Linked DNA regions of Mus musculus: regions 1, 2, 3, 4 and 5 are each linked to region 6. A link is a loop called in an ENCODE intact Hi-C map of the cell type or tissue named here. Cell type or tissue: left cerebral cortex. All regions are shown on one strand.

What was found. A loop is a pair of places that touch in the nucleus more often than their neighbours do. Peaks named below come from ENCODE experiments on the same cell type or tissue, not always from the same donor. Only the 100,000 strongest peaks of a DNase experiment are listed, where the experiment ranks them.
Region 1: it touches region 6 in a loop (2.6-fold over the local background); 11 of 42 quality-filtered maps call a loop at or near these places.
Region 2: it touches region 6 in a loop (8-fold over the local background); 33 of 42 quality-filtered maps call a loop at or near these places.
Region 3: it touches region 6 in a loop (2.1-fold over the local background); 4 of 42 quality-filtered maps call a loop at or near these places.
Region 4: a loop joins it to region 6, with 6 times the contacts of the local background. A loop is called at or near these places in 16 of 42 quality-filtered maps.
Region 5: a loop joins it to region 6, with 2.9 times the contacts of the local background. A loop is called at or near these places in 3 of 42 quality-filtered maps.

The regions. Positions count from the first base shown.
Region 1 is chr15:75,561,375-75,566,374 of GRCm38, reverse strand. Ly6h (lymphocyte antigen 6 complex, locus H) reads left to right here. Exons shown (of 4, transcript NM_011837.3): 2 at 116-243; 3 at 676-792; 4 at 1,034-1,630. The coding sequence ends at 1,269. Among named protein-coding and RNA genes, the nearest start is that of Ly6h, 3.3 kb to the left of the region's middle. In left cerebral cortex, no CTCF peak of the experiment used is centred here; DNase peaks (open chromatin) are centred at 887, 997, 2,027, 2,970 and 1 more place; H3K4me3 peaks cover 1,366 bases; H3K27ac peaks cover 734 bases.
Region 2 is chr15:75,546,285-75,551,284 of GRCm38, reverse strand. No RefSeq gene overlaps it. Among named protein-coding and RNA genes, the nearest start is that of Ly6h, 18 kb to the left of the region's middle. In left cerebral cortex, CTCF peaks have their summits at 2,229 (motif pointing left) and 3,154 (motif pointing right); DNase peaks (open chromatin) are centred at 1,752, 2,222 and 2,847; H3K27ac peaks cover 726 bases.
Region 3 is chr15:75,467,147-75,472,146 of GRCm38, reverse strand. It overlaps a transcript of Gm34531 not described here. Among named protein-coding and RNA genes, the nearest start is that of Gm34531, 4.8 kb to the left of the region's middle. In left cerebral cortex, CTCF peaks have their summits at 1,999 (motif pointing left) and 3,108 (motif pointing left); a DNase peak (open chromatin) is centred at 3,120.
Region 4 is chr15:75,614,137-75,619,136 of GRCm38, reverse strand. It overlaps Zfp41 (zinc finger protein 41), which reads right to left and starts at 2,453. Exons shown (of 3, transcript NM_001044718.2): 1 at 2,317-2,453; 2 at 1-1,093. The coding sequence starts at 936. The coding sequence ends at 340. In left cerebral cortex, a CTCF peak has its summit at 2,491; DNase peaks (open chromatin) are centred at 2,583, 3,251, 3,526 and 3,881; H3K4me3 peaks cover 2,113 bases; H3K27ac peaks cover 2,203 bases.
Region 5 is chr15:75,187,088-75,192,087 of GRCm38, reverse strand. No RefSeq gene overlaps it. Among named protein-coding and RNA genes, the nearest start is that of Ly6g2, 27 kb to the left of the region's middle. In left cerebral cortex, CTCF peaks have their summits at 1,291 and 2,744 (motif pointing right); DNase peaks (open chromatin) are centred at 1,289 and 2,746.
Region 6 is chr15:75,677,474-75,682,473 of GRCm38, reverse strand. Top1mt (DNA topoisomerase 1, mitochondrial) reads left to right here and starts at 3,674. Exons shown (of 14, transcript NM_028404.3): 1 at 3,674-3,821. The coding sequence starts at 3,718. In left cerebral cortex, a CTCF peak has its summit at 3,016 (motif pointing right); DNase peaks (open chromatin) are centred at 2,438, 3,043, 3,732, 3,981 and 2 more places; H3K4me3 peaks cover 1,496 bases; H3K27ac peaks cover 1,356 bases.

The DNA of each region.
Region 1 (5,000 bases), 120 kb after region 6:
ACCTCCCCCCCCCCCCCCGCGCGCTTTTGATTCCTGGGGGATGGTTACATCTTCAGGCCAGAAAAGGGAAGGGTGTTTAGGGTTGGGTCCTCTGACCGAGGCTATTCCCCTCCAGGCCTGCGCCCCAGAGGACCCCCGCCTGCAGCCCCCGCGCCTCTTTCAGGCCCTATCGGAGCATGCTGCCTGCAGCCATGAAGAGCCTCGGTCTGGCGCTGCTGGCCTTGCTTCTCTGCCCCTCGCCGGGTGAGTCGGGGGCCCGCGGGGAGGGGTCATATCACGGGAAGCACCACTCTTAGATCTCAGCTCCAGCCACCGGGGGCTCTCCCCACACTCGAGGGCATCCAGCGCCTTTCCACCTTTCTTCTAGTACTGCGCAGATGTCCCTCATTCTCAGAGGTTCAGCGAGCTTCCTATTAAGTCGGGTGGACCTTTCCTGTCTTGGAACCTACCTATCTTTGGGGGTGCTGTGTGTAGGAGTAAGAGGATGCGGGAGGCAGGATGTGTAGGCACAGCACAGGGTCAACCTGGAGGCCCACTCTGGGTCTTGTGGGAGTGAACTCTTCTGTGAGCATGGTTCTGCCGTGATAGCTGCAGCAGGTTGGGGAAGAGGGGGTGTAGGGTCTGGCTGTCCAGACTCGGGTTCCCCTGGTTATCCCTCTCTCATGCCCTGCCTAGCCCATGGCCTGTGGTGCCAGGACTGCACCCTGGCCAATTCCAGCCATTGCGCTCCGAAGCAGTGCCAGCCCACCGATACCGTTTGTGCCAGCGTGCGGATCACCGACCCCAGCAGCAGTAAGCCTGGACCGGGTGAGGGGGCGGGGCTACTGAAAGCTAGATCTAGGGAGAGATCAGAGGTGTCCTCTGAGTTCCTCTTCCCTGGGACAAGATCATGACTTTGAGGCAAGACAACACTGGCTTGTTCCTCCCTGGTTCCACGTCTTAAACTGATCTGGAGGGTCCTGGGTTCTAGGGAAGGGACAGAGCTCAGATGGAAGTGGACCTTAGCCCCCATGCCTTCCTTCTTTCCCCCCAGGCAGGAAGGATCATTCTGTGAACAAGATGTGTGCTTCCTCCTGCGACTTCGTTAAGCGGCACTTTTTCTCAGACTATCTGATGGGGTTCATTAACTCTGGGATCTTAAAAGTCGACGTGGACTGCTGCGAGAAAGATTTGTGCAACGGGGCATCGGTCGCAGGACGCAGCCCCTGGGCCCTGGCTGGGGGGCTCCTGCTCAGCCTGGGGCCTGCTCTTCTCTGGGCTGGGCCCTAAGACCCCTCCCTCCCTCCTGCTGGGCTTTGGAGCTTGTCCCCTAAGCCTGTTGCTGCCCCTCCCCAGCCTGGCCTGGCTGGGGCTGGGACAGCAAGGGTTTGGCATCAAGGTCTGAGGCTCTCAACCTCCCTAGATGTGAGTGAGCCTTCTCCGTTTCTCCACCAGCTCCATATCCCAAGCAGCTGAATATCTCCAGGAGTCCAGACATCCTGGCAGGAAGCTGGGGTAGGGGGGAGGGGGAGGGCAAGGGACTGAGACCCTCCAGGTCTCCAAGGGGAGGGAGGTCAAGCCAGGGACAGCCCAACAGCCTGGCCTGAGGGGCATTAACTACAGAGAAATAAAGTCACTTCTGAGTCTTGTGCCCGGGTCTGAGCCTGGGTGTTGGAGGTGGGGCATGGTCTTGGTAGGGAGTAAGTGCCAAACTAGGCACCGAGACCGGACAGATAGGGGATGGTGGGAGTGTATGCTAAGACACTTGGGGATGCTCTGAGGAGGGTTGCTTAGGGCTGGGAGCTTGGGAGGGGACAGTTAAGGAAGGTGGGGTGAGAGCTGAGATGGACAGGGTGGCAATGCGGGGCTGCCGGGGAGGCGTGAGAACTTTTCAAGCTCACCATGGGTGTAAGATGTACTCCTTCATGCGTTTCCCAATGCACATGGCCAGCCTGGGTGTGCGCTTCCCCGCAGAACGCAGCCAGCGTCAACTCTTCTGCTCAGTCACGTGTTCACACTCACAGGTACCTGCACACACACCGGCACCAAAATATCCTCACCAGTGTCCCCATCACCCCATGTGATGTGTTCAGGTGCACATTCACACCCTTCCTAGGATGCACATTCGCCCAACTGCAGACACTGCTCTGGGCCTCTTCAGCTCTCTATGGGTGGCTAAAGACCCTGGGGTTGGTTAAGGTGGAAGTAGAGGTCTCACTTCCTGAACTCTGCCCCTTCGCTGGATATCTGCACCTCGCTGCTCCACTATGAGTTGTGATCCAGCATGGATGGAGTACAAAGGCCCAAAGATGCTGATTCCCGGGGAAGGTGGCAAAGGTGGGAGAAATGGGGAGGACTTGTATGGGGAGATGAGCTGTCCCGGTCTTTCCATCCCCTGCTGCTGATCTTCAGTTTCATCCCTGAGTCCACCCAGCTTCCTGCTGCTTGCCAGATGCTCCACAGATGGTTTGTGTAGCTGGGTTCACCCTGCGATGCTCTGGGAACACCCCAGGCATTCTCTGAGGCCTGAATGTTGGCCAGTGCTTCCTTCTCCCATGCCACCTGCGGCTGACCCAAACCCATGATCACTGCTGGGTCCTGGGCCCCCAGAAAGAGAACTAGTTCCTGTAGGCTCTAGCCTTGACACTACTCCTGGGACCTGCACATGAGTGACCAGAGTCAGGCTCAGGTGGGTGACCGGGAAGGGGGAGACCCTGTTGTCACTAGTTGCTGATGTCTGAGGTCTGTTGTGGACACAGCCAGGGACTTGTCCCTAGAAGTTTGGTTCCTTTTGCATTCGAACTTTGCCTCAATGGTCCCTTCTGCTCCTTACCTCCTTCTAAAGTGCTCCCCCTGCTTATGCCTGGTGCCTAGAGAGCACTGAGCACAGTTGGAGCAGGGGAAAGATGTCTAGGGAGGGAACAGGGAAGCTGAAGTGGTGGATGCCTGGGAGAAGTCTGCGGAGCTTCTGGAAGGCTGAGCTGCCAGCTGAAGATGAGCCTGGAGCTCACATCCTTTCAGTCAACTCCATGCGCCTAATGTGTTGCCTGAATGGTCTTTAAAAACAAACAGGGGCAAGATTCTCTGACCTCCCTGAAGAAATGCATGAAGTTAGAAGGAGAACTCTCTTGTACCTCTGAGGGGATCCTGAGGATGGGGTAGCAGGCACAGAGGGTTGGGTCCCCTCAGCAACCTTATTTGAGTTGCCAACATCCTAATCTCAAGGAGAGGTCCATTGCTAGCTTTGGTGTGGCATTGGGGTGCCTTCCACATCAGTGACAGGTACAAGCTCTTTGGACAGGGCTGACTGTGTCCCTTGCCCCCCCGCCCCCCGTTTTTTAAATTATTACATTTAGTTTTTATTTGCTTCATTGTGAATGTGTGCAGTGGAGCACACACGAAGGACCGAGGACATGGGGGGAGTTAGTTCTTTCTCTTTCCATCATATGGGTTCTGAGGATGCCATTCAGCACCACCCTTGGTGGCGAGAGCCTTTATGGACTGAGGCATCTCATCTCCCCTCCTGTCCTCTCCTGGCCCTTTTTCTCAGGAAGCTCCTTAGCAGCCTCCTTCCAGGGAGTTGTAGTTGGTGTCTTGTGGGTTTTCCTGACTTGTTCTGGGAACGGACGGTTCTGGTTTATTTAGCCAGCCCTTAGTAGGGACTCAGTTATTTTCAGATTTCTGACACTGGCTTTGGAGGGTCTATCCTTGTCCTCCTGCTAGGGGCTGAGGTGATCATGTATGAAGGGCTGATTTGAGAAACGGGGAGGCAGGCAGAGAAGAAATGCTAGGAGGCTATAGGTCCTCTAACAAGGCAATGGATCTCTCCTGTCTCCCTGTTACATCCTTTCTAGCTGTGTACTGTCAGGGGTTTCTGTCCATCCAATAGATAAAGGATAGAACCTTGCTGACATTCCATCTGACAACATGTCAGCAATGAATGTCCTTGAGGTTCATTGTCACAGTGTCCCTTGAGGAGTTCCTGATTCCTTCCTGCCGACCTTCCATGCCAGCACTGGCCCTTCCTGGCATACACAACTCTATGTAGGTTTGGTAGTTTGGTGGTTGCTTCCTTCTGTCTTGCTTTATGGTACCACATGTCTGCTATACCGAGGCTGGGAACATTGAGGTCTGTCTCAATGTCTGTTTTATACAGTGTGGGGCTTCCTGCCTCAGAACCTCCTCTGTCTTCTTGTGAATCCGTACCATGTGTTCTTGAATGTTGGCAGGCTTGGTAGCTGCACTCAGACATCCATCCATCCATCCATCCATCCATCCATCCATCCATCCATCCATCCACCTGAGCTTCGTTGTAGCAGGAGGGAGGGGGTTGTTCAAAGCTGCCACTGTCTTTCAGTCACTTATGAAACAGCCCAATCTCTCCACTGATTTAAACCACGACCTACACAACATGATGCATTCTTACCTAGACAGGATGCTCAAGAGCTGCCACCTCTCTGGTTCTGTCACTGGTCTTGGCTATGCCATTTCAATTGGAGGGAAACAGTTTAATGGCTGCTGAGGCAACTGACCTTCGTGATTCCTCTGGGAACATTGCCACTTCTGCCCTTGATTCTTATATGGACGAAGTCTCCCATAGCCAGAGTCTCTTGATAGAATCTGTTTTAGAGTTTGCTCTCTGGGGTCTGATACTGGAGTGCAGATACACCAGGGCTCCTGGAATGGTATCTCTCTAAAGGACCATGGAGCTCTCTTCCCATGGGCTGCTTGCCTCTCTAGGTGTGAATGGCTGGCCTCTCCATAGCTTCGATGGTAGTGTAACAATAGGCCCTTTTCTTTGAAATCCGGTTAGTCATATTTGTGCAAGAAGCTGATGTTTTTTGGCTTCCTGTCCCCCCACCCATAAATGGTTAGTGAACCATTTATAAGCAAGCAAATGAGAGCTACTGACAGGTAAGTGATGGGCCCTGAGTTCCCTAGCCTTTGTACCTCCAGAAGCCTAACCCCCCCCTTTTGCTTCTCTGAGAGCAGAACAGACACCCCTAAGAGGAGTTGCTCAG
Region 2 (5,000 bases), 130 kb after region 6:
ACTTCGCCGTTCATAAGAGAAAAAAAAATCCAGAAAAGGGCCCATCAATAGGAGAAAAGTGTTAATAAATAGTGATGTCATCACACAGTGGAATACTACATGCCAGGTGCAAAGGACAGTGTGCACAGCACGGATAACTGTCAGCAAAGCAAACTGTGGACAGAAGGTTCAGAAGATTCACAAGCCTGCAGCTGAGAAGTTACTCCACAGTGCTTTATAGACCTGTGGGAGGGGACTAGGAACGGAATAAAACAGAGATTTGGTCTGGGTTTCTACTCAGTGTTTTTTGAGACAATGTATCATGAATTGTAGGCTGAATCGTCCTCCCAGTCGTTACATAGCTGAGGGTTGTGATCCTTCTGCTTCAGCTCCCAAACGCTGGGATCGCAAGCCTGCACCACCACATCCAGTTGTGTGCTGCTGCAGGTTAAACCCAGGCCTTCAGGCACAATAAGCAAGTAATCTAGCAACTGAGTCACATCCCCAGTCTTAAGATTATTTTTGAAACGGGATCTTCCTGTTTTGTTGTTCAGCTCCAGGGTAGCTGAGATGAAATGTTTAGCTTACTGTGCCTGACTAGACCTAATAAAATTTCCTTCTTCCATCTAGCATCTGTTCAGGATCAATTAATTAATATATCCATCTGTCATTTCATCTCTTATTATCAACCTTTCTGCCAATTATCTATTATTATCTCTGTATATATTAAATTATATATCATCTACCAATTATCTGTTATTTGTTATCTATCTATCTATCTATCTATCTATCTATCTATCTATCTATCTCCATTTATCTGTCATCTACCTGCCCACCTTCCTACCTATTGACCATCTATCATCTATGTATCCATTATCTATTTGTGGCGGTTTGATGAGAACTGTTCCTCTCAGGCTCAGGTTTTGGAACATTTGAGGTGGTAGTAGGGAGGTGCAGCCTCGAAGGAGGCAATATGCCACTCTGTGTGTGTGTGTGTGTGTGTGTGTGTGTGTGTGTGTGTGTGTGTGTGTGTGTGGTGTGTGTGTGTGTGTCTTTGGGAGCTTTTAGTCTGCTTCTCTCCAGTTTTCTCTCTGTGTTTTGCATGTGTCTGGAGATGTGTTGTTTCCTGCTTCTGCCAGAGAGCCTGCTGCTTGCTGCTATGCCTTTTGGGATTCTTATTCCTCTGGACCCATAAACCCAAAATAAACTCCTTCATCCCTATGCTTCTTTGGACTATGGTGTTTTATCAAAGCAACTCTTTCTCTCCTAAGTCGCTTTGTTGTTTTTTGTTTGTTTGTTCTGTTTTTTTTTTTTTTTAATCACAGCAACAGAAACAAAACTAGGTGAGGGACTGGGGCAGTGAGGCCACTTAGACCCTTGTGTTCAAGGCCACTAAGGCTCTAGATTGGAGAGGGACATGAGGACGACAGAGGGTTCTTGGATGCAGATGCCAGCTTCCTGGGAGGGTGGGCTCTGGGGAAGGTTGGAAGGTGCCCTAGCTATGGGCTAGACCTGGGCATGCCTGGTCACTATCTTGGCCCAGGGAACCTCAACCAACTCTGGCATATCTGAGTGATAAGGACAGGAGTGGGCTGCTGGTTTAAGCCCCAACAAGGTAAGGTATTCAGCTCGAGCTTTGCCTGCCCTTTTCTAGACATTCTTTTTTGTTCCACGTGTTTGTTTCAGGTGCTGCTTGGCACTGAGTTCCACACCGGTTTCCCTGGAGACGCTCACCAAGATGTTGCTGTCTTTTGGCAGGGATGGCTTTCTCCTGGCTCCCTCTTCCCAGTGAGCAGTGTGCTGAGGGGGTTTGTTCAGTAGCATCTGGGTTGCTTCTTGATTGTGCAGATGACTTTCAGGTGGCACTGTGTAGACACCTCCTGTGTGTTGTTATGGTGCTCTGGACGCTCGCACCTACCCACCCCCTGGGAGAACATGCTCAGCACAGCTGGCTGAGGTGGAAAAGTCAGGTTTCCCCCTTTTTGTTTTGAGACTTGCACTATTAGAAACCAGCCAGGGGTCACTTTGATCAGCGATGCCCTGCTGAAACACACACAGCAAAACACACAAATAATTTCCTAATCTCACTCTTACTATTGGCCTTTAAGAAAACCAGATTGTCCAATAACCCTGGGAGAAGGGAGGACAACAGCCCTCTCCTGGAGGTGTTGAAGGTGACCTATTTCACTAGTGGTGGTGGGGGCCCCTATGTCTGCTGAGCCATCTCCTGGAGGAGTGGGCCCTCTGGTGTCCATATGAGGGATGGCAAGTGATCTTCTTTAGCCACTGCATGGCTATGAGCAGTCTGCCCCATTAGGAAGCACAGACGTAGCACTACTTCCTGCTCTGCTTCTTGCTCAAGTTCAGCCTTACATGAGGGGTTAGGTAGAGACTCAAAGCCCCCAGGAATATCTGAAGGCTTCTGTGGGTGTACCTCAGGTGGCTCACCAATGCTACCAAGCCACTAAGTTGTGTACACTCATGTGAGGCTGCTCTAGAGTTCCTTCCATATGTGTTATCCTCTTGGCATATTTGTTGGCTCACATCTGACCTGGAGCAGGCTGCAAGATGTCCATCACATGTGGACATTAGCACAGACAGAGTCTTGAGCCAGAGCTAGACCATGACACTCCCCTCATGGGCTCTTCAGCATTGAACCAGCACTTCTCTCGAGAAACAATGGGGTGATAAAGACAGCATTGCAACATCCTCTGAGCAGTGGCTCCAGGTGCTCAGTGAAGAGAGTTGCTAGGGTGCCATTCACTGATTCTGGGATTATCCAGGTAAGCCCCTCTTGGCTGGGAAGCCAGGTCTGCAGTTTCTCCACTACTGGTCCTTGGTGAGCCTGGGATCGGGGAAGGAGGACTGGAGAGTTACACTCTTGCCCTGGGGATCTCAGAGCTCTGAAACATCCCTTCTGTTGGCACAATTCCCCTTGGGGCTTGTCTCACTTGGATCTCTAAAGAGCATCCATTCCAGTTCTTCCATTTTACACCACCCCCCATCACAGGACTCACAGGCAAAGAGACACTGAGTGGTTCTGCTGCCTGGCAACAGCCACAGAGTCAAGTCTCAGACAAGAACAGCTAGCTCTTCAGGAGCCTTTCTTAAAAAATTTTATTTAATTAATTATTTATTTATTCATGTAATGTATATGAGTACACTGTAGCTGTCTTCAGACACACCAGAAGAGGGCGTCAGATCTTGTTACAGATGGTTGTGAGCCACCATGTGGTTGCTGGGATTTGTACTCCAGACCTTTGGAAGAGCAGTCGGGTGCTCTTACCCACTGAGCCATCTCACCAGCCCCATCTCTCCACCTGTAATAAGGAGCACGGAGTCCCAACACTGCCAGCTGGTCACATAGGCCATGTTGGCTGGTGGCACAAGTGTGAAGGCATAGATCTCCACCCCCATGAAGCCCTCCAATTGAACTTGTCTCTTTCTCTCTAATGTCAGGATTTTGGTCAACTGTCATGATGCTGGGCATTTATACTGACTGCACTTGGAAGTCTGAAGCAGGAAGATTAGGAGTTTGAGACCAGCTTGGCTATATGGCAAGACTCTGTATCAAAAACAAAACAATAAAACAAAACTAAGACCAAGTAAACAAAAGGCCAAGGGCCAGGGCTGGAGTGGTAGATCTGTGGTTAAGAGCCCTGGCTGCTCTTCCAGCAGACCTAGCTTCTAGTTCCAGAACCCATACAGTAGCTCGCTACCATCCATAATTCCAGTCTGAGGGGATCCAATACCTTCTTCTGACCTCCATAGGAGCTGCAAACATGTGGTGCACAGACACACATGCAGGCAAAGCACTTGTGTGTACACGTACACATGCACACACCCTTCAGTTAACTTCTTTTACAGATTCATTCTCCTTGCAGTACTGAACCACAACGTTTTTTCTGTTTTAGAGATTTTGCAGTTTATTTATTACTGTTGCTGTTGCTAATCATGGCGGCGTGTGTCAGCAGGATATGCTGAAGAGGTGTCACTAGTGGGATCATGAGTTTAAGGCCAGCCTGCGATACACATTGTTGGGATTGGAGAGATGCTCAGAGGTCAAGATCACTTACTGCTCTTACAGAGGACCTGAATTCAATTCCCAGCACCCACATCAGGCAGCTTCTAGCCACCTGTAACCCCAAGTTCAGAGACTCTGATGGCCTCTTCTGGTCTCTGAGGGCACCTGGACACACGTGGTATATATGGAGATAAAAGCAGGCACACATGTACACATTAATAAAAAGAAATGATTTTTGAAAAAAGATTGGATAAGCTTTATTGTGTGAATTTGTTTGTGTATATGTGGGGTAAGGGAAGGGCATTCAGAGATCAGAAGACAAGTAAGGGAGCCAGTTCTCTTCATTCATCGTGTGCATCCCAGGGATAGAACCCAGGTTGTCAGGCTTGGCAGAGGTGCCTTTAGCTACACTGAACTATTTTGCTGGTTTGAGTGGTTAATTTTAATTGTTTCTATCATTGGGAGAAAATGAGCTACTTGTGTAGATACATAATAAGCAGATGCTATCTCATATTGTAAAAGCCACTCTACTTGTTTTGCACCATTTGTATGCACGTGGTGGTATTATATACCATTTGTATATATGTGGTGGTATTAACTCTGGACTAAACTAAAATGTGACGGAGAAAGAAAGCGGCCCTTGGATGGCAATAAAGTAACCTTTATCACAGCATGGTCCTGTGAATGACCACGGTCACCTGTGAGATGCAGAAACCTGGACCCAGCTCTGCTCAGCTCCAGTCCTTCTTTCCATGACGCACCCTGACACAGAGGGGCTATTTTCTCTTTAATTGCCCATAATTATGTAGGAGGTCCTGACATGATAAGCCATACCCAGTAAAGCCAGCATTGCTTACGGTCTGCCAAGCCTGTCAGGATAAGGACTCTCTGGTCTCTGCCCACCAGTGTGCACCAGCAGGAGCTTCAGCTGGCAGGATGCCAGGACTTCTCACTCATTTTAAGCCTCTCTTTGAGAGTATCAACAGGAGAGGAGGGA
Region 3 (5,000 bases), 210 kb after region 6:
CTTTCTGCCTCAGGATTCCAGATTAAAGAAATGACAAAGCCATCAGCTCTTTCATTCCTATGAAACTCTACTGGAAAATCTGGGTTTCCTAGGGACTTGGGAATTCTTGGTTTTGGCTGTGTTTATTTTTGTTTTCTTAAGACAAAGTTTCTCTTTACAGCTCTGCCTGTTTTGGAACTCACTATGTATACCAGGCTGCCTTCAAACTCAGAGATCTGCCTGCCTCTGCTTCCTGAGCGCTGCGATTAAAGGTCTGTGCCACCACCACCTGCCATCCAGGTATTTTAAGTATGGCTGAGAAGAAGAAGGTCTCAGGCTGCATGAGATCCCAACAATGGACATGGAAGGAAAGGTCATTGCACCTGATGTGTGTATGTGTGTGTGTGTGTGTGTGTGTGTGTGTGTGTGTGTGTGTGTGTGTGTAGGCCACAGGTCAGCCTTGGGTCTCTTTCCTATGGTGCCTTTACCTTGATGTTTGAGAGGAGGTCTCTCACTGAACCCTGGGACTTTCAGGTTCAGCAAGACTGGAGAGCCAGAAAGCTGCCATATGGGTGCTGGGAATTGAACCCCAGTCTTCTGGAAGAACAGTCCATGCTCTTAACTGCTGAGCCCCTGGTTCTCATGATTTTTAGGGTCAGGTCTCTGTTTTGTGTAAGCTGTGATTTTAACAAATGCAGTATCAGGAATCCAATATCACAGTGTAAAAGACTGCTTCATAGCCACCCATTCTCCTGTCCCTTTCATCCTTTTCATCCCTCCTGCCCCATAACTGCTTCCAGGACTACATGTGGCTGTGGTTACATGTTGTTCAGCTGGGTCTTCTCAGTTAGTCTGCCTGGTACCCATCACTCCCACTTTCCAGCATCCACACTGCCTTCCCATCTCTATCAGATTCTTCATTCACAAGGAAAACAAGTGATTTTCCTTTCCCCACCAAAGTGGACCAATTCAGGGTCCATCTCTGTGTGGGAAAAAAAAAACCACTGTCAGAATCCAGCCAGCCCTGTTTACTGTCATTGTAATTTAAAAATCAATATGTTATTATCCAACATCAATCATTACTTCAAATGACATTGTTAAATAAGGTGGTACTTACCTGTGATTCTAGCACTCAGGAGGCTGAGACAAAAGGAACATGGGTTTAAGGCCATCCTAGGCCACACAGCAAGTTCAAATCAGCCTAGTACATTAGCATAATTTGTCTTGAAAAAAAAAGTAGAAAAAGAATAACATAAACACACACACACAGGGTTGTAGCTGTTGCTCACTGATAGTATGCACAGGAATTGAGGTATAATCTCCCATTCTGCAAACAAACAAACAAACAAACAAACAAACAAACAAACCAAACAAAGCACAAACCTATACACACACACACACACACACACACACACACACACACACACACACAAAGAAACAATGTGTTATTTAGGGCTTTACTGCTGTGACCAGACACCATGACCAAGACAATACTTGTAAAGATAACATTTAATTGGGACTGGCTTACAACTTCAGGGGTTCAGTTATGATCAAGGTAGGGAACATGGCAGCATCAGGTAGACATAGGGCCTAGGAGCTTAGAGTTCCACCTCTTATTCTGAAAGCAGCTATGGGAAGACTGACTTCCAGGCAGCTAGGATGAGGGTCTTAAAACCTTTGTCCACAGTGACACACCTACTGCAACAAGGCCACACCTCCTAATAGTTCCATTCCCTGTGCCAAGCATATACAAACTAGCACAAACAAGAATACACAACTGATGAAAATTCAAAGCAGCTTGTCCCCTTCAAAGTTTTCAGCCTCATGTGTTGAAACCCTGGGTCCTGAGTGTCCCTAGTATCTGAGATGTATTGCCACAAGGCTATTGGCTAAGACAAAATGGGGCCATTAGAGCAGATCTTACCCAATTGGAATGATGTCCAGTAAGAAGAGATCAGGGCATGGAGGTGCGCATGAAAACCACAGGAACTGCTGGAGAAAATGCCACCTGCTGGACAAGGAGAGGTACTTGCTCTGTTCACAAGGCTCTCAGGCTCTTGCCTCCAATCCTCTGTAAGCCAGTCTGACCTTGAACTTGAGGTCCTTCAGTGCTGGATCACAGGTGTGTTCTCCACGCCCTGCTCTCCACACCCACTATTAAAGGATTTACCTGGAAATGCAGAACCATCAATAAGGTCCTGTAATAAGTAGGAAGAGCTGAGTGGAAAATGTCAGCCAAAATGCAGGATAGGAGGTCAGCACACCAAGCCAGTGATGTTTTTTTCTAGACTGCCAATGAAGAGCAAGAAGAAGTGAAGGCAACAGTTCATTTTACAATAACTTAAAGAAGAAGCAGACACCTAGGACTAAGTTTAACAAGGTGGCACAAGCCTGGGGCATTAAAAGTCGTGAAAGAAATGAAGGCAGCCTAAATAAATGGAAGGGTATTTGATGCTTAAAAATAGCAAGGGTTTTAAATTTGTATTTGTTAAGTAATTATTGATTAATTAATAATTTACTTATATTTATTAATAATATATGTTTATATGCACTCATTCATGTGACAGGTGCACGTATGGAGGTCAAAAGGCAACTTACAGGATTTCTCCTTTTACTCTGTGGAACCGAGGGCTCAAACTCAGATTTTCAGGTGGAGAATAGAAGGTGGAGGGTGAAGGTTGGAGGGTGGAGAGACAGGGGAGAAGGAATGAAGAGAGGGGTGAGAACAAGGAGTGTCCAGAATTCCACACTCATGCCCATGCTGGGGTGATTTTTAATACTAGTGCCACGTCTGTTTGTAGAGAATAATAGTGTTTGCACAGCTGTTTCTGGGACAGCTGGGTAGCATCAGAATTGAGTGATTGTTACCGAACTCACCACACCAAAGAAATAATAAAATAGTATAAAATAAATCATCGCAAATACTTCCACAGTGTCATCTCAAAAGCTGAGCAGTAACTCAATGACACATTCTTCAGCTTTTAAGGAGGAATGCTGCTCCTCCCTCAAAATTTTCCGTGTTTGTTCTTGTTTGTTTCAGTTCAAAGAAAGCTACTTACAACCATCTCAAAGCTCCTGTCCTCACTCATCCAGACCATAAACTTGCTGGCTGTTGTGATACATTCTGCCTCTAGGGGTGCTCTGCTCTTCAGTTGAATTTGGGATTGAGGCTGGGCCCCCTTCTGCCCTGACATAGGAGCTCAGCCTTCAAAATCTAAGTCTCTCACTTACCCTCCAGCTTTGTTTAGAAAGATGAGCTTTGGGACTCTCATTTCCTCTTTTCCTGGCACACCTGAGCTGTTTCTTTGTGACAAGCCCAATGCATTCAGTTACAAAACTACAGTTGTTACAAAACAGGAGAACTCCATGAACCTAGACTTGGTGATGGTGTCTTACACCAGAATACAAGCAATAACAGAGACCCCGATTTTAAGAAAAAAGCCTTCAGCCGGCTGTGGTTGTGCTGACCTGCAGTCCCAGCGCTGGGGACAGGCGAGCAGGAAGAACATGAGTGTGAGCCCAGCCTGGGCTGGAGAAGTGGCTCCTGAGGAAGAGCACTTACTGTTCAAACAGGAGGACGCATGACCATAATCCCTGTGCCCAGGTAAAAAGCCTAGCGTGTTTGTGCTCTCTGTAAGCCTGCCTTTGCATACTTCTACAGAAAATGTCACCATCACTCCACAGACAATTTCATGCCTATTATGCAGACACTCTTCACCCCTCCCCCAACCTCTGAGAATCTTCCCTCCATCTTTACAAATTCATCTATTCTGGATACTTTGTGTGAACAGTGCCCAGCAGTGCACACCTTCTGGGCCTGGCTTCTTTCACATAGTCTAGGGTGCATGCCAAGTTCTGACCACTCATCACTCTGTTCCTTTTTATAATAGAATCATGTCCCATTGTAGCCTGACTTTAGGTGAATCTGCCTTCCCAAGGGGCTAGAATATAGAGTTTTTAAAGGCTGAAACCACATCCTGGCATCTCAGGCACAGGGGCTTTGAAGAAGTAAGCAGTCTGCAGCAAGCAGTTTTAACAGATGCCAAGAAGACCAGTTAGCCAGCAGGGGTAGGAGGTTGTTTCACACAAATCATCAGTTTTATTAAAGACTCGGATAAGTTAGCTAGAACATCCAGAACTTTGGTTCCTAGAATAAAGCAAGGTAGTTTTCAATGGATTCTCCATGAAGGAGATCAGATTCTGGTTAAACCTGGAAATGGCCTTACCGAGGGCACAAGATGGAGGGACCTCAGCACTGTCTTGCCTGATCACACAGATGGATAGAGATACAGAGCAAGGGTTTTCAGAACTAAAATGGACTGACATTTGTAAAGTTCTACCTCACATAAATAACAAGGAAACGAGTATGTGAAGTACCCAAGGAGCTAAAGGGGTCTGCAACCCTATAGGAGGAACAATAATATGAACTAACCAGTATCCCCAGAACGCGTGTCTCTAGCTGCATATGTAGCAGAAGATGGCCTAGTCGGCCATCATTGGGAAGAGAGGCCCCTTGGTCTTGCAAACTTTATATGCCTCTGTACAAGGGAACACCATGGCCAAGAAGTGGGAGTGGGTGGGTAGGGGAGTGGGGGGAGGGTATGGGCTTTTGAGATAGCAATTGAAATGTAAATGAAGAAATTACCTAATAAAAATATATATTAAAAAGAACGAGTACGTGAGAATGGCCATGAGGCTGTGAAGGGAAGAATCTAGTGCTTGTGACTGGCCAGGACCCAGCACCAAGCACCAACACATTATTCACATAAAAGGCTCCTGCGAAGATGCTTCCCCATGGCTGCTGAACCTCAGACTGATACACACTGCTGTTGAGGGTTCAAGGATCAGTGTTGGGTGCCAGAGTGGATTACATGAACTTCTCTCTCCAAACACAAGTAAGCAAGTAGACAAATGATAGCAAGACCTTCTCTTAAGCTGGTCCAGATATCTGAAAAATCCATAGATGAGACTACCTTGACACCTGGAGCCCTGCAAACACACTGATGCCATTTCATTCAGCA
Region 4 (5,000 bases), 63 kb after region 6:
GGTTGGTGCAGACAGAGGCAGCAAAGGAAGGCAGTGGCCCTTGCCAACAGGGGTGTCTCTTTAGCTCTACAAAGTTCTCAGCGACCCAAAACTGTTCCAAAGATGGCCCTGAGTAACATAAAGTAGTCTGGAAAATGGCTGGAGCTTCAGGAAGCTCCGGGAAGCACCATGTTACTACTAAGTGAAGACTCGAAGGGCAGAAAGCCTCTGTGGGCTCTCATGTCTGATGGGTAGATTTTCCTCTCAATGACAGATGGGTGGCTGGATGAGCATACTGCGTAAGACCTCTGGACCATCATCAGGTGTTTGACAAGGATCCATAGCTGTAGACCGCCCTGCTCAGTGCTTCTTCCTCGGATGACGCTTCCGATGCCGGATGAGGCAGGAGCTGTAGGCGAAGGATTTTCCACACTCCTCACAGCCATAAGGTTTCTCTCCAGTGTGCGTTTTCTGGTGTTTTAGAAGGTTAGAACCACAGTTGAAGGCTTTTCCACACTCCCCACATTTAAAGGGCTTCTCACCGGTGTGAATTCTTTGATGTTTGGTGACATCTGAGCTGTGCCTGAAGGTCTTCCCACACTGGTCACACTTAAAGGGCTTCTCTCCAGTGTGAACTCTCTGGTGGCGAATGTGATCTGTCTTGTGTTTAAAGATCCGTCCACATTCACCACACTCATAGGGCTTCTTCCTCTGAAAAGGGACAAACACGGGGACACCCTCAAAGTCATCTTTAAACGAGGCATCGAAGGCATCAAAGATATGTGCTTCGTCCTCGGGGCTCAGGACAGGTTCTTTTCGGGGTCTGCGGGGCTTTCTTGGCTTCTTGGTTGCCTTTTTCCCCTTTGATGTTTTCTCTCCCTTGACAGTGGCCTTTTGCGCACCTGCCTCCTCCTTTGGGGCCTGACTCTTCTTTTTCCTAGTTGCAGGCTTTTCCATTGCTGCTCTTAGGAAGCAGGAAACCCCCCTGGAGGCCAGGGAAGGCTGAGGGTTTTCAGACAGTGGCTGCCTGGCTCCTTCTCTGGGACTTCGCTGTCAGGGACAGCTCCTGCGTACGAAGCTGCATCAAGCAGACAGAACCACGGTCGTCTTGCTTCTGGAGGCAAAAGCATGAACAACAGGTCAGAGGCAGCTCTTAGCTCTCTGCAGCTCCACTGTCTTTCCAGCTGCTCACATGATGAGCCCCTCAGACTAAAGTGGACTCCCCAGAGCTCTAGCCCCAGGCCTATAAGCTGAGCTCAGAGCCTCTGGTCCACTGTATGCTCATCTCTTTGAGTGACTCTCTCACTCAGCCACAGACACTCCTGGGCCTGAAGACAAGATTTTCACTCATCCCAGAGAAAGCCATAGCCATCATGGACCGATGGCCATTTTCCACCTCCCCAAACAGAACCTTCCCCGTTCTTCCTTATCCTCTCTACCCGCCCACATTGGGACTGTGCAAACACCCTGGAGTAGGAAGTAACTCTACCATACAACAGCCTGGTTCTGAGCCTGGAAAACTCAGGGCTCTCCTCATAATCCACAGCAAACCCCATCAGACCCCCAAAGGATGCCTCTTGTATTGATGAGGCTCTCTCTATGTGACCCCTCTTTATCTCTAAACCTGCACCATCCCCTTTACTCCCAGAGGCCCAAAGGGGTGGGCTCTGCTGGCAGTTCCATCTAGAGCACCCACACTTTCCCAAAAACACTTTGGGAACACACTGTATTTTGTTCTAAGCATTTGACAAATACCCACATATCTAACCCAGCAGATAAAATTCTTATCCGGATTCAGAGTCCAAGATCCAGGCGGCTAGGTGACTGTTTGCTCTATGTCAGCATCTGAAAGTGTTTGTCTTTTGTGGGACAGCTCAGGAGACACCTGAGAGTCCCTGTCTGCAGCATCACTCAGTACCAATTCAAACACCATCACTCTGGTGAGAGGAATGACAAGCGGGACCCAGGTGTCTGTGTCTGCTCACCAAGGACCATCCTCACTGAAAACTTAAATAGTCATTAAAACCAGAGAAGACCCCAGCGACTTAGCTTATTGCCCCCTCTCTTCACAGGCCTGTGCACAGGAGTAGGTGCGAGTGATTCAGGCAACTTAGTTGAATTCCGCTGACCTAGGGACTCAGGTCCATCAAGGAGCTGCTGGAGCCGGCAGGATAAGGCGCTCAATGCATCCAGCAACAAGGGGCTTCGCTAGGTAGCCCGGCCCACCTTCCCCGCCTCCAAGGACCTCTGCAACACCGCCGAGGTGGTCCACAGAGAAACGACTCAGAAGCCGGCCTTCGCCCGGTCGGGGCTACCGTGCACACACGCAGAGAGTACCTGATGGGTGCCGAGCACAGACGCCGGCGGAACGTGGCCGTAAGCAGGCTGACCGGCGGGCGGGCGACCGTTAACAATGCCCACTTGAGCCCGCCACTCCCGCGCCTAAAGGCGCCCGCCCCTCTGGTGCCGCTCTACCTTCCCCGGCCTCTCGGTGGTGCTGCCGCGCACCCTAAGCCCCGCCCACCGCTCGAAACCCACTCCAGTGCCGCTCTAGGACCCTTGCCGGGTTCTCGGTGGTACCGCCGCAAGCTCCGGAGCCCCGCCTGCTCGTTCACGCCCTTCTGGTGTCGCTCTAGGAGCAGCCGCCCGGCCTCTCTGTGATCCCGTGCTGCGGCCGTAGGCCCGCCTACCTCTCCCCGCCCCTTCGGGTCGGCTCTAGGAGACACTGCCCTCGCTCCTTGTGATGCTGTGGCTGCGGGCTCGAGCTTCGCTTGAGAGGATGCTAAGCAGGCGTCTGTGCCTGTGCAAGCTTCTGGGCTGCGGGCGGCGCCTTTCTCCCGGCGTGCGCCTCTTCTCAGGACTCCAAGCCTTCTTCTGCAGGCTTCGTGTTATTTCTCAGTCATCGGGTTTGCCATCTGTGGCACGCCGGGATGGCGGACCCAGTAGTGCACGGCCTGTAGCCCCCTGGAATCATCCGACCCCGCCCCTCCTTTCCGGCAAAGCCAGGGTCCCCTGCTCTGTCCTTAACGCGGGCCTTTACAGATATTTAAATCTAGTCACTTCTTGTGCTCTTTCGACTTTCTGGGTATATTCTCCACTATTATATTTGGTTAGGCTGGCTTAGAACTAGCAATCTCTTGCCTCGGTCGAGTCCTGGGACGATAGGTGTGGCCCACGGCGCTTGGAGAATGAAGTTATGAGAAACGAATCGAGAGCTGTTGTGTGCTTGGTGAAGTCTCCCTGGGGGCGCCATTTTACATGACTAGTACACAGTGTTAGTGCCTCCTGTGCTGCAGAAGCCTGTATCAAACCTCTAACAGACCCTTTCTTTAAGTGTCGTCTCCACCTCATCCGTTTAGATTCAACGCCAACATGCTAGATAAATGTAATTGTCCAGCGTGCAACTTGGCGGAGCTTGCCGATTATCATTCAGGCATCGCTGTCTAGATTCACAAGAGTGGCTGTGTATTGAATGGTGGTTCATTCAGCCTCCTGAACAGCTGCCTCTGCGCTGTGTGCATCACAGCTTTGGGATCCTTTGTCCACTGAAGGACGTGTTTACAAGGTTGTTGGGAAGCAGCGCCCCCCCCCCCGCCCTCCCCCCGTGCTGTTTCATTTCCCTGGGACCGTGCCCAGGAAGGCAGTTGCTAGGTCCCAAACTGCATGTTGCCTTTTGCAAGAAACAGACAAGCTGCTTTCCAGAGAGCCTGTGCCATTTCTCATTCATTCCTACCAGTGGCATGGGGCTTTCTGGCTTACCAGCATTTGGTACAGGGAGGTAGGGCATCTCCTTGCTTGCTTTCCCCAGAAGGTTAGTGGCCTGTGTGCTTCCTGCCATCTTTCATGTAGTCCCCAGTCTCTTACCTATCCTCTAATGAGGTGGGCTGAGCTGGATGCGCATAGACTGTTGGTATCATTCTTGTTCTTTTCAGCTCTCAGGCATGCTCCAGCTTGTCCCTACCCCCACGCCCCTTCATTTGTGGAAGAGATTCTGTTTTGGAGTGGCTCCTCTCTGGAGAATTATACCCTTCTCTTGTCAGTGAGACTCAACTGCTAAGCCTGTGGCTTGGGCTTGCTCACGTGGTCCAAGTTTTTCTCTAAGAAGACAATGAAGTGTCTTCTGCTAAGAAGCTCCAGTGTCTGGACACAAGCTCTGAGCCATCTGGACACATGGCCCCTTTGTCTGGTGGCCAGGATTATTTGCTGTGTACAGCTTAGGGTCGGCCTGAGGAGATGCTGTCTTCAGTGATATACAACTGAGACATGTCTGTTCCTGACAGTGGCCGTTCACATGGGAACCTGGGTAGTGTAGGGCCTCCCTAGTTGCAATGGATTGTCTTTGTGTTAATGTCACTGCCTTGTTCCTGCGTCACTGGCTTCTACAAACCACAAGGTCCTTGGAAGGGCAATGGTAATGAGTCTCCTTCCTCAGGATTTCCTGCCTTGGGGAAAGCACCTGCTCCCCTCCCTCCCCACCCCCCCATCCACCACCACCACCAGGATTTTTACAACTCAACAAGGAACAGTAAGACCACTATAAATGGTTGCTTTCTGTCCTGGGAGGCAGGAAGATTCCAGAGAGCCCCTGGACTCTGTCAGTGAAACTGAAACTCTTGTCCAGCACCAGCCAAGAACAAGAGCTAGTGACCCTACAAGTGAGTATTCGTTGTGAATACAAAATGTCAGAAACAGATAAACACATTTGTGTCTTTTTACAATATCAGAATTTATTGAATAACAAATAACAAATTCACAAGCTACATTGGCTTCTTTGACTGGTATTTGTCAAGTGGTTCAGATTGGCTCTTGCTAGTGACCGAGGCAAGCACAGCTTCTTTTATTCCTGTGAAGACTACTAATGTTAACACTCTAATTAGACCTCAACTGGCACACGGCAAGTATTTCTGGCCATAGGTAGGTTACAGAATGTCTGCAACAGGGTTAAGAAGATTGCTGTGGAATTCAGGGAGGCCATAGTGGAGGTAGAGGCAGGAAGCTGACATAGAGGCAGAGTCCCTGGT
Region 5 (5,000 bases), 490 kb after region 6:
TTCCTCCATAGATCCATTTCCTAGGTTCTGAGAAAGAAGTGCATTTAGAAGTCGAAAGTTACTCGACTTCCTCCGGTCTTGATACCTGGAGACAGCTTTAATATCTGTTATGTGTTTTAGTTTTCTCTCAGACAGTCAGATCATAGCACAGGCCTTAGGGACTAGTGAGACCTGACCCATGTGGCTGCTAGACAAACACAGCCTTGTGCTGCCCACAATACACTGGCTAGGGTTAATTGTGTCTGCTTCCAACTCAGCAGCAGACGGGCAGGTCTTCACACACCATTCAAATATTAAATAAAAGCAACTTTCAACCGAAAGTTATCGAAAAGGATAAGGAAGTACTCTTAATACTCATCAAAGGAAAAATCTACCAAGAAGAATTCTCAATTCTGAACATCTATGTGCCAAATGCAAGGACACGCACATTCAAAAAAGTAACTTTACGAAAACTCAAAGCACACATTGTACCTCACACAATAATAATGGGAGACTTCAACACCCCACTCTCATCAATGTCCAGATCATAGAAACACAAACTAATCAGAAACACATTAAAACTAAAAGAAGTTATGGACCAAATGGATTTAACAGATATTGATAGAAAATTCCATCCTAAAATAAAAGAATATACCTTATTCTTAGCACCTCATGATACCTTCTCCAAAATTGACCATATAATCTGTCACAAAACAGGCCTCAACAGATACAATTGTTTCTACTTGGTTGTCTGCTTAATAGGAGTGACATTTCCTGTGGAGGGACAGAAATGTGGTCTTACGGACAGCACAGACACGCTGGGCTTTTTACCTGGGCACAGGGATTATGGTCATGCGTCCTCCTGTTTGAACAGTAAGTGCTCTTCCTCAGGAGCCACTTCCCCAGCCCAGGCTGGGCTCACACTCATGTTCTTCCTGCTTGCCTGTCCCCAGCGCTGGGACTGCAGGTCAGCACAACCACAGCCGCTTAAGGCTTTTTTCTTAAGTCCGGGGTCTCTGTTATTGCTTGGATTCTGGTGTAAGACACCATCACCAAGTCTAGGCCCATGGAGTTCTCCTGTTTTGTAACAACTGTAGTTTTGTAATTGAATGCAGTGGTTTTGCCTCAAAGAAACAGCTCAGGTGTGCCAGAAAAAGCGGAAATGAGAGTCCCGGAGCTCATCTTTCTAAACAAAGCTGGAGGGTAAGGGAGAGACTTAGACTTTGGAGGCTGAGCTCTATGTCAGGGCAGAAGGGGCCCAGCCTCAATCCCAAATTCAACTGCAGAGAGGAGCGCCCCTAGAGGCAGAATTTAGCATGACAATCAGCAAATTTATCCAGATGAATGAGGACAGGTGATTTGGTCTGGTTCTAAGTTGTTTTGTTTTGTTTTGTTTTTTGAAGGGCTTTATCTGAAACCAAAAAAGAACAAAGGCTGAAAATTCTGAGGGAGGAGCAGTATTCCTCCTTCAAAGCTGACAAATTTGTCATTGAGTTACTGCATAGCTCTTGAGATGAAACTGTGGATATATTTCAGTTGGTTATATTTTATATTATTGTTGTTGTTGTTTTTGGTGTAGTGTGTGAGTTAAGGATCACTCGATTCTGAGCATACCCGATTGTCCCAGATCCAGCTGTGTAAACATAATTATTCTCAACACAGACAGACATGGCATTATTGTTGAAAATCACTCCAGCATGTACGTGAGTGAGCACTTCTGGACTCTGCTCACTCCTGTCCTATGTTTGTATTATTCTGTTTTTTCTTTTCTTTTCTTTCCTTTTCTTTTCTTTTCTTTTCTTTTCTTTTCTTTTCTTTTTTTTTCTTTTCTTTCCTTTCCTTTCCTTTCCTTTCCTTTCCTTTCCTTTTCTTTGGCTTTGCTTGTTTTGTTTTGTTTTGTTTTGTTTTGTTTTGTTTTGTTTTGTTTGAGACAGGATCTCAAGAAACCCAGGAACTTGATAAGAATCTGAGGATGCTCTTGAACTTCAGTGCTCCTGTCCCTGCCTTCTGAGTCCTGGGTTTACAGACTTGCCCCATCAAATCCTGTGACTTCCAATTTCATGTGAATTTAGTAGGAGCTGCTCCTTGTCCTTTTCATCTCCTCCCTTCCTTGCTTCCTTCTCTCCTGTCTCTCCACCCTCCACCTGACAATCTTAGTTTGAGCCCTGGGACCCACACAATAGAAAGAGAACTCCTGTAAGTTGCCTTGTGACCTCCACACATGCACCTGTCACATGCACATGTACACAGAAATATATGCAATTAATAAAAAATGAATAATTGACTAATTAACTTAATAACACTTCCTATTTTTAATCTTAGAGTACCCTTCCATTTATTTAGGCCTGCCTGCCTTCATTTCCTTCACGGATTTTAATGTGCCAGGCTTGTGCCACCTTGTTTAAACTTATTCCTAGGTGTCTGCTTCTTCACTAGGATTTGTAAAAAGAACTGTTCACTTTCCTTCTTCTTGTACTTCCTTGGTAGTCTATTAAAAAAAAATCACTGGGTTTGTGTGTTGACCTCATATCCTGCATTTTGACTGACTTTTCCCCCTTAGCTCTTCCTATTTATTACAAAACCTTATTAATTATTCTGCTTTTCCAGGTAAATCCTTTAATAGAGGGTGTGGAAAGCAGGGTGTGGAGAACATACCTGTGATCCCAGCACTGAAGGACCTCAAGTTCAAGACAAGACTGGCTTACAGAGGGTTGGAGGTAAGAGCCTGAGAGCCTTGTGGACAGAGGTAGTTCCTCTCCTTGGCCAGCAGGTGGCAAATTCTTCCCATGTCTTCAGGTGGTTATCTCTGCACACCTTCATGCCCTCATCTCCTCTTCTTGGACTCATTCCAATTGGGTAAGATCTGCGCTAATGGACCCATTTTGCCTTAGTTACTAGCCCTGTGGCAATACAGCGGAGACACTATGGATACTGGGGACTCAGAGCTTCAACATATGAAGCAGCAAAAGTTGTAGATAAAAAGCTGCTTTGAACCTTCTTCAGTTGTATGTTCTTGTTTGTGCTGATTTGTATATTCTTGGTCCAGGGAGTGGCATTATTAGGAGATATGACCTTGTTGAAGTAGGTGTGTCGCTATGTAGGTGGGTTTTAAGGCCTTCTTAATAGCTCCCTGGAAGGCAGTTTTCTCTTAGTTGCCTTCAGAATAAGATGTGCAACACTAAGCTCCTCTAACACCACGTCTATCTGGATGCTGCCATGCTCCCACCTTGATGATAATGGACTGAACCTCTGTATTAGAGTTCTCTAGAGTCACAGAACTTACTGGTAGTCTCTATATAGTAAGGGAATTTGTTGATGACTTACAGTCTATAGTGCAACTCCCATCAATGGTCAGCAGCAGCTGTGAATGGAAGTCCAAAGATCAAGCAGTCAAGCTCAGTCCCAAAAGGCAAGCAGATAAAGAGAGAGAATCTTCCTTCTTCCAATGTCCTTATGCAGGTCTCCAGCAGAAGGTGTGGCTCAGATTAAAGATGTGTGCCACCATGCCTTGATCTGGAACTTGATTTGTCCCAGATGAACTTGAACTCAGAGATCTCCTTGCTTTAGTCTACTGAAATTCATGGCCACTATGCTGCTGGGCTGTTGGTATAGGGGAAGAGGGGGGGGGCGAGACCAGAGTTCCTGTGCTCTGGGAAGGCGGGTGTGGGAGGACTGTGGGACGCTTTCCACTCAGCCCAGGGTGGGCATCTGGTGTGTGAAGCCACTGACCCCACATGGTGGGGGGTGAACAAGAGAAAGCTACTGTACCAGGTTCTCAGTCTCTGGCATCCCATGCTGGATACAGCAGAGGAGCAGAAAACAGAATAGGGCCCCAGGGCAACACTCATGAAGAGGGCAGAAAGAGAGAGGTTCCCACACAGGCGAGAGTCCTAAGTTCAGTCCATAGCTGGAGCACAGGAAGGCCTTCTATCCAGAGGTTAGAAGTGGCTTGTTAGAAGAAAGCCAATCCCATCATCCAAGCACAGTGGGCCTTGATAAACAGAGACAGTCTATGGTTTTAGAGCTTTGTTGTAGAAAGGCAGGGGGGAAGAGAAAAGGTAGAAAGAGAGAGAGACCAGCCATGGCCAAAAGGATAGAAGGGGGAAAAGGAGAGAGAGAAGAAAGGCTAGGGTTAGAGGGAGAGAGCGAGGTGGGACCAAGCAGCCCCTCTTATAGTGGGATTGTTATCTTGCTGTCGCTAGGTAACTGGGAGGAGTCTAGCCTGAAGGTCAGAAGCTTGGGACATTGTGTACATGACTACTAGCCACTAGCTTCTCCTGTGAGAGCTGTGGGGATGGTAACTTCGACAGGATCCAGGGGTCCAGGAGACATGAGGGAATGTCTTCTGTGCCATGTAGGTAAAAATTATCACCGCTGGGTCCTACCAGGGTTCGGACCTCAGCTCGACTGGAGACTAGACTGTCTGTGCACAGTCCATTGCCCCACACTATTCCTCACCATCTCCATGTCAAGATGCAGGTCAGAAACTTGTATCTCCCAGCCTCCAAATTAAGATCATTGATGAGCCTTCCAATTCGGGATGGTAGTCATTCCAGATATAGTCAAGTTGACAACCAGGACTAGCCACTACAAGTGTTGATCAGAAAATATTGTCCAGGTTTCATCCTTCTCCCATCTGCCCATCCTTTTTCATTTCCAGCCTCCCTTCCAAGAACCCAGTTCTCCCTGGCTGCTGGGCAGCTACAATAGTGAACCTCAGCCTTCAGCTGGACTCTGGGAAGTTCAGTGCTTTGTCATGCTCCAATACCCAGGGGCAGGCTCTTAAGGTGTAGGGTGGGGCAGGTCAGAAAAGCCCTATCAATCTGGTGACCTCAGTAACAATTTACATACCCACTTACCACTTCATCAGGCATTTAGTATCTATGACTTCCCAATATGGTGACTGTGTCTCTAATACCCCTTGGGGTGCAGGCCTCTCCTGTGGGCCTGGCTAGCTGAGACAGCAGGACTTAGCATAACTGAACAATGGTGGCTCTTGGCTCACTTTTGCTTGGGTAGAG
Region 6 (5,000 bases):
TCGGATTTTTCTAGAAGCCGTGCCAGTCATTGGGCTCTATGTGGAAAAGAGGCATGAGTGGAGCTTTGCCATCTCTCTGGTGACTGATCTTCTCAGACACTTCAAGTGTGAACTCCCTCCTCTCTTGTGTTCTAAAACCGTGTCGTGTGCTCTTGTATATTTTATGAAAGCCCTGAGTGGGTGCTAAACTTTACTACTCAAATTAATGCAAGACGTATCTGTGTTTTAATTTAAAACGGAGACAAACTCTCTGCCGAAGTGCCAGCCAGCGGTGTGGGAGTGCAGCCTGGGGCTCCCAGAGGTTCTGCTCTATGTGGGTGTGAGTGACACCTCACAGTGACAGCGTGTTTGTGTGTGTGTGTGTGTGTGTGTGTGTTTGAAAGGATCTGGCAGGGCCAGACAGTTCTCCATGGGTTGGGCTTGCTTCTGCTGGGGAGATCTGCACTCAGGCTCGTCTCCTTGGATTCTTGCATCCAGAGTCCCTCCTTCTGTAAAGCTTGCAGCTCTGCTTGTAAAGGTGGGTCTCAAGGATGGCCTGGCCAGTGACTAGAGGGTGCCACGTGTGTGCTGGGCTCAGTGGCTGGCGCCTGCCTGCAGACGCCACAGGTACCATCCACCTTGAGCCTTGTGTTGTCCCAGGCCATGACAGAGTTGCATCTGTGAAGGGGCAGGATAGCAAATTCAGTTCTCTTTAGCACGATGTTCCAGAACAACCTGGCTCAGTGTGTTAAAATGGGAATGGCTGACGTGTAAGAAAGAGACAGGTCCATTGCTGCACATGGAGGCAGTTCATCAGAGACTACTCGGTGGCAGGAGCACAGTCCTAAGCGGCGGTAACTCCAATGGATCCTCAGATTATAACCATTCCTTACAAGTTTATTTACCAATGCTGTGTGATTCTGTAAGAAATATCTAGTCCTAGATATTTAGAAGTGGCTGATGTATTGATTGTCTAAGATCAAGTGTAGAAGTACTTGATACATTTTTACAGTAGAAATAGAATCACACCGTGTAAATAGCTTTTTAAAATTATATTGTCATCTATTATGTATGCGTGTGCGTCATGGTATGCTTATGGAGGTCAGAGGTCAATTTTGCAGAATTGATTCTCTGCAACCTTTACTCGGGTTCTGGGATGAAACTCATGTTATCAGGATTTATCCACTGAGCCATCTTGTTGGCCCCTTTTGTAAATGACTCTTAGAAACTTGGAAAGCGCATGCTTTGGCACTTGGGCAATGGGATGGTCCAACCACCTCTGAGAACAGTGTGCTGTTTGTACTTGGTCAGGTGTTGGGGTTAGGGGGAAGGAGGAGGAGGGTCCCGTCACTGATACTCCTTGGCGTATGCTAGAAAACTTCAGCTGTCCATGACCCTGTGTGCCATGTGCGGCTAATTGATGTCTTCTTGTACATGTTACACACTGAGGTGGCTGATGTGTGTGACCTGAAAAGGCCAAGAGAGAAGAAAATGGCAGGTTAGGTGGGAACACAGAGTCGGGAGACTGGAGTCAGGGTGTGGTAAGTCTAAACTGGAGACTTTGGGCCCTTTGAGAGAGAAGAAAGGGAAGGCAGTGGTAGGTCGGGAGAAGACCACAGGAGGGGGGAAAGCGGTGTGTGTGGGATGAGGGGAGGCCCCCGGTGTGTGTGTGTGGGACTGGACCTGGACATAGAGCCTGCCCAGAGACATATGTGCTGTGAGAGTGATCTTGTTAGGTACTGCCAAGGCTGGTGCAGCATGCAGAACCAGGGAGGCAGTGCAGCAAAGAGTCTCAAAGAGATTACAATAAGCTGGGAGCTACAGGGGACGAGTCTCAAAGAGATTGGCCGGAATACAAGCCAGGCGATCTGGGGAACTTTGAGAGGAAGCAGAGAAAAAAAAAATCTGCATGGGGAGGGCCGGATAATAAGGAAACAGTGAGAGCCGTTGGCAAACCTCAGGGCCATGGTGGGGCAGTTTTCTGTGCTGTGGATGGTTGGGGAGGTGCGAGCTGAAATTCAGAGGAGCCTCGCTTGAAGTGGAGCTTCAATGGGTGTGCGTTCACATGCACACAATGTGTGTGTGTGTGTGTGTGTGTGTGTGTGCGCGCGCGCGCGCGCAAATGAAGACCAGAGGACAACCTCAGGTGTCAGTCAACCTACTGGAACTCACTAATTGGCTAGGCTGGCTGGCCATCAAGCCAGCCTGTCTCTGCCTGTCTCTGCCTCCCCAGAGCTGAGGTTACAAGAGTGTGCCACCTTGCTTTTCAACATAGGTGCTAGGGCTCAAACTCAGACCCTTATGCTGGTGCAGCAAGCACTCATTGGCTGTGCCATCTCTCCAGCTGCTGCAGTGGAGTTTTGAGCTGTGGGTTTCAGGGGCGCCAGGGAGAGAGGCGGTTGAAGTCTCTGAGTGTGTATGTGTCTGCCTCGCTCTTATCAGACTTTCTGGAGGAGGTGCTGGAGGAGGCTGAGATTCAGAGAAATTAAACTTGTCTAGTAAAGAGCAGATGGTGGACTCCCACAGGCAGACACAGGCCATTGTAGCCCATCAAGTTGAGGAAAGCGACGTGAAAACGCTTGTATGTTACTCGTAATGAGATGGTTGCATTGAGTTTGTATTGAAGTCAAATGCCCCTGCTTATCCTGAATTGTGGCTTCTACACAATGAAGCCCTCCCCACCCTCCAGCTCTCTGTTGGCGGCTACGACGTGTGAGTGGACACTGCTGTCACAGAACAGCCTTATGACGGACTTTGGGCTCAGGAGGTCTGACTGTCAGCTCCAGCATTCATCATCATCTACCTGAAATTCTTCCTCAAGCCTGGTCTCAGTTGCAAACAGGGCTCCTTTTACCTGCTATGAGGATATGAACGCTGTGAGGCCATGCTCCCCAACTGTCACAACTCCAGCTGGTCTTCAAGGGTACAAGGGTCCTGGACAGCCAGCTACAGACCTGGAATGCCCAAAGTCTTGCTGGTCTGTTGATCATACTCAGCAAACTTTTTGTAGTACTGGCCGTGTCCAGCAGGGGGCCCACTAGCCTCTCCCCGGCTCTGTTCCTGCCTCGGGCCGCTAGATGTCAGTAGGAATCCAGTGAGTTGGTAACCGTGGGCGGGACCTACAGGATAGGCTAGCTCTTTCTTGCTGGTCTCCGTCTCATTTTTTACCTTTCCTGTTCACCACTTTCTTGCAGGCCTGTGTGCTGTTTCAGTGGAAATACCAAGGCTGCCTGCTGCTGGCTCGGGGAGCAGCTGTCCGCGGATTAGGAGATTTTTGTTGCTTGGTACAAATGTCTTGAGATCTTGGTACACATGTCTTCAGATCTGAATGTGTTGAAGGGGGGAGCCTATGGCTTATGGCCCTGGTCTCTTGGCGGCGAGCCTAGGCAACAGCAGTTTTTGCAGGACTTCCAGTGCTGTTGGTCAGTCGCCTAGAGGAAGTTGCTTTGAGCAGGGCAGCTGGTGTCTGCAACTGCGTCCTCCTGGAGGTGTGGGTACTCGGTGTTTTGCCACTTAGATGGGTAGATAGGGCCCTCTGACCAAGTGTGTCTACTCATGACTTCCTCAGGTTGCCATGGCAGGTAGAAGCGCTGGGAGAGGGGCAATGCTCGGCCCTGGCTGGGGACGCCTTCCCAAGGTGGGCGGGCAGGGCGGGACTCCTGGACGTGTGGGGGCGGAGCTCTGTCAGAAGGGCGTGGCCTCGGAAAGCGGGCAGAGCCCACGCATGCACGCACACGCATGCTGCTGCTGTGGCTCAGAGCCCTGTGCCGGCGTTTCCAGCATGTCCCCTGCCGCGTCCCTTCCTGTCAGGTGTCCCGGGTCGCGAAGGCGAACAGAGCCGGGTAAGGCGGGTGGGACGGAGCTCAGGCGAGACAGGGCTCAGTGACTTGCCTAATCCTGCTCCTGTGCCGGGCCACACCGGACACATTGGGAAAAATCGGTCACCCATGTAATTGGGTCTGGGCCTCCAGGCTGCCGCGTTTGGTTTGGAGGAGGTCCCTTTGGAGTGTGGTTCCCAGATTCCCTGATTGGTCTCAGGCCCACTCCACGATTCTTACACTCTTTGTCACGTGGCCTTAGCTTTCAATACCTACCTTACGTCACCAGCCTGCCCCGAGGGACTTCCTAGGGGTTGGGATGGCTGTCCAGGCTGAGATTATATGTGAGATTCTGATTTTTCAACCTTTCCCTCGTGTACTGAGGTTCCCGGAAGCGCCCAGCTCTGGGTTGTGGGATTGTTGCTCACAGCACTTGGGGAGCGGGGATGTCCTGGTCTAATCGCCCGAGTGGTGGGTGGGTTCACAGCGAAGACAGCCCTTCCAGGGCCAGCCATTACAGCTGACCTGCTGACCTGCTTTTGATAGCTCAGCCCCGGACTGGGGCAGCTAAGCTCTTAGGCTCTAGAAATTCCAGGGGAAAGACAGGGCTGTCCTGACTCTCCAAATGGGGCTGAGTTGTGGCCTCTAGGAGAAGACACAGGGCTTCACAGCAGGACATCGGGGTAACTTCCTTGATACTCTTCTCCAGTGGGACAAAGGAATGTCACCCACGCCACGCCACGCCACAGTAGTTGTTTATAGCCCCAATCTCAGTGTCCTTGTCTGTGAAATGGGGATGGCCGTAGACTTCGCCTAGCAGTTTGGGTAATGAGCTTGCCGCTCAGTGTAGGTTCTGAGGTGCTTGTCCACATTTTATGACATCGAATTGGGCTGAATGTTGGAGGAAAGCTGCCTGAGTCGTGTCACGAAGCACTTCTGCATGCAGCCACCGAACTGTTCCCCACCTAGACCCACATGAGAAGCGGAATGGGATTTAAACCCCTATCTCTGGGAACCTTTGGCCACCACTTTTCTCTTTTTCCCTCCTGCATGGTTCATGGGACACCTCTCACCCCTCACACCCCTCAGGCATCCAAGTTCTGGCTACTTTGCAAGAGCTGCTCTGTTTATGAAGCCCGGCCCGCTCCTTACTTTCTGAGGGCACACCTGGAATTGTTTACTGGCTCAGGACATGGTCCCTTG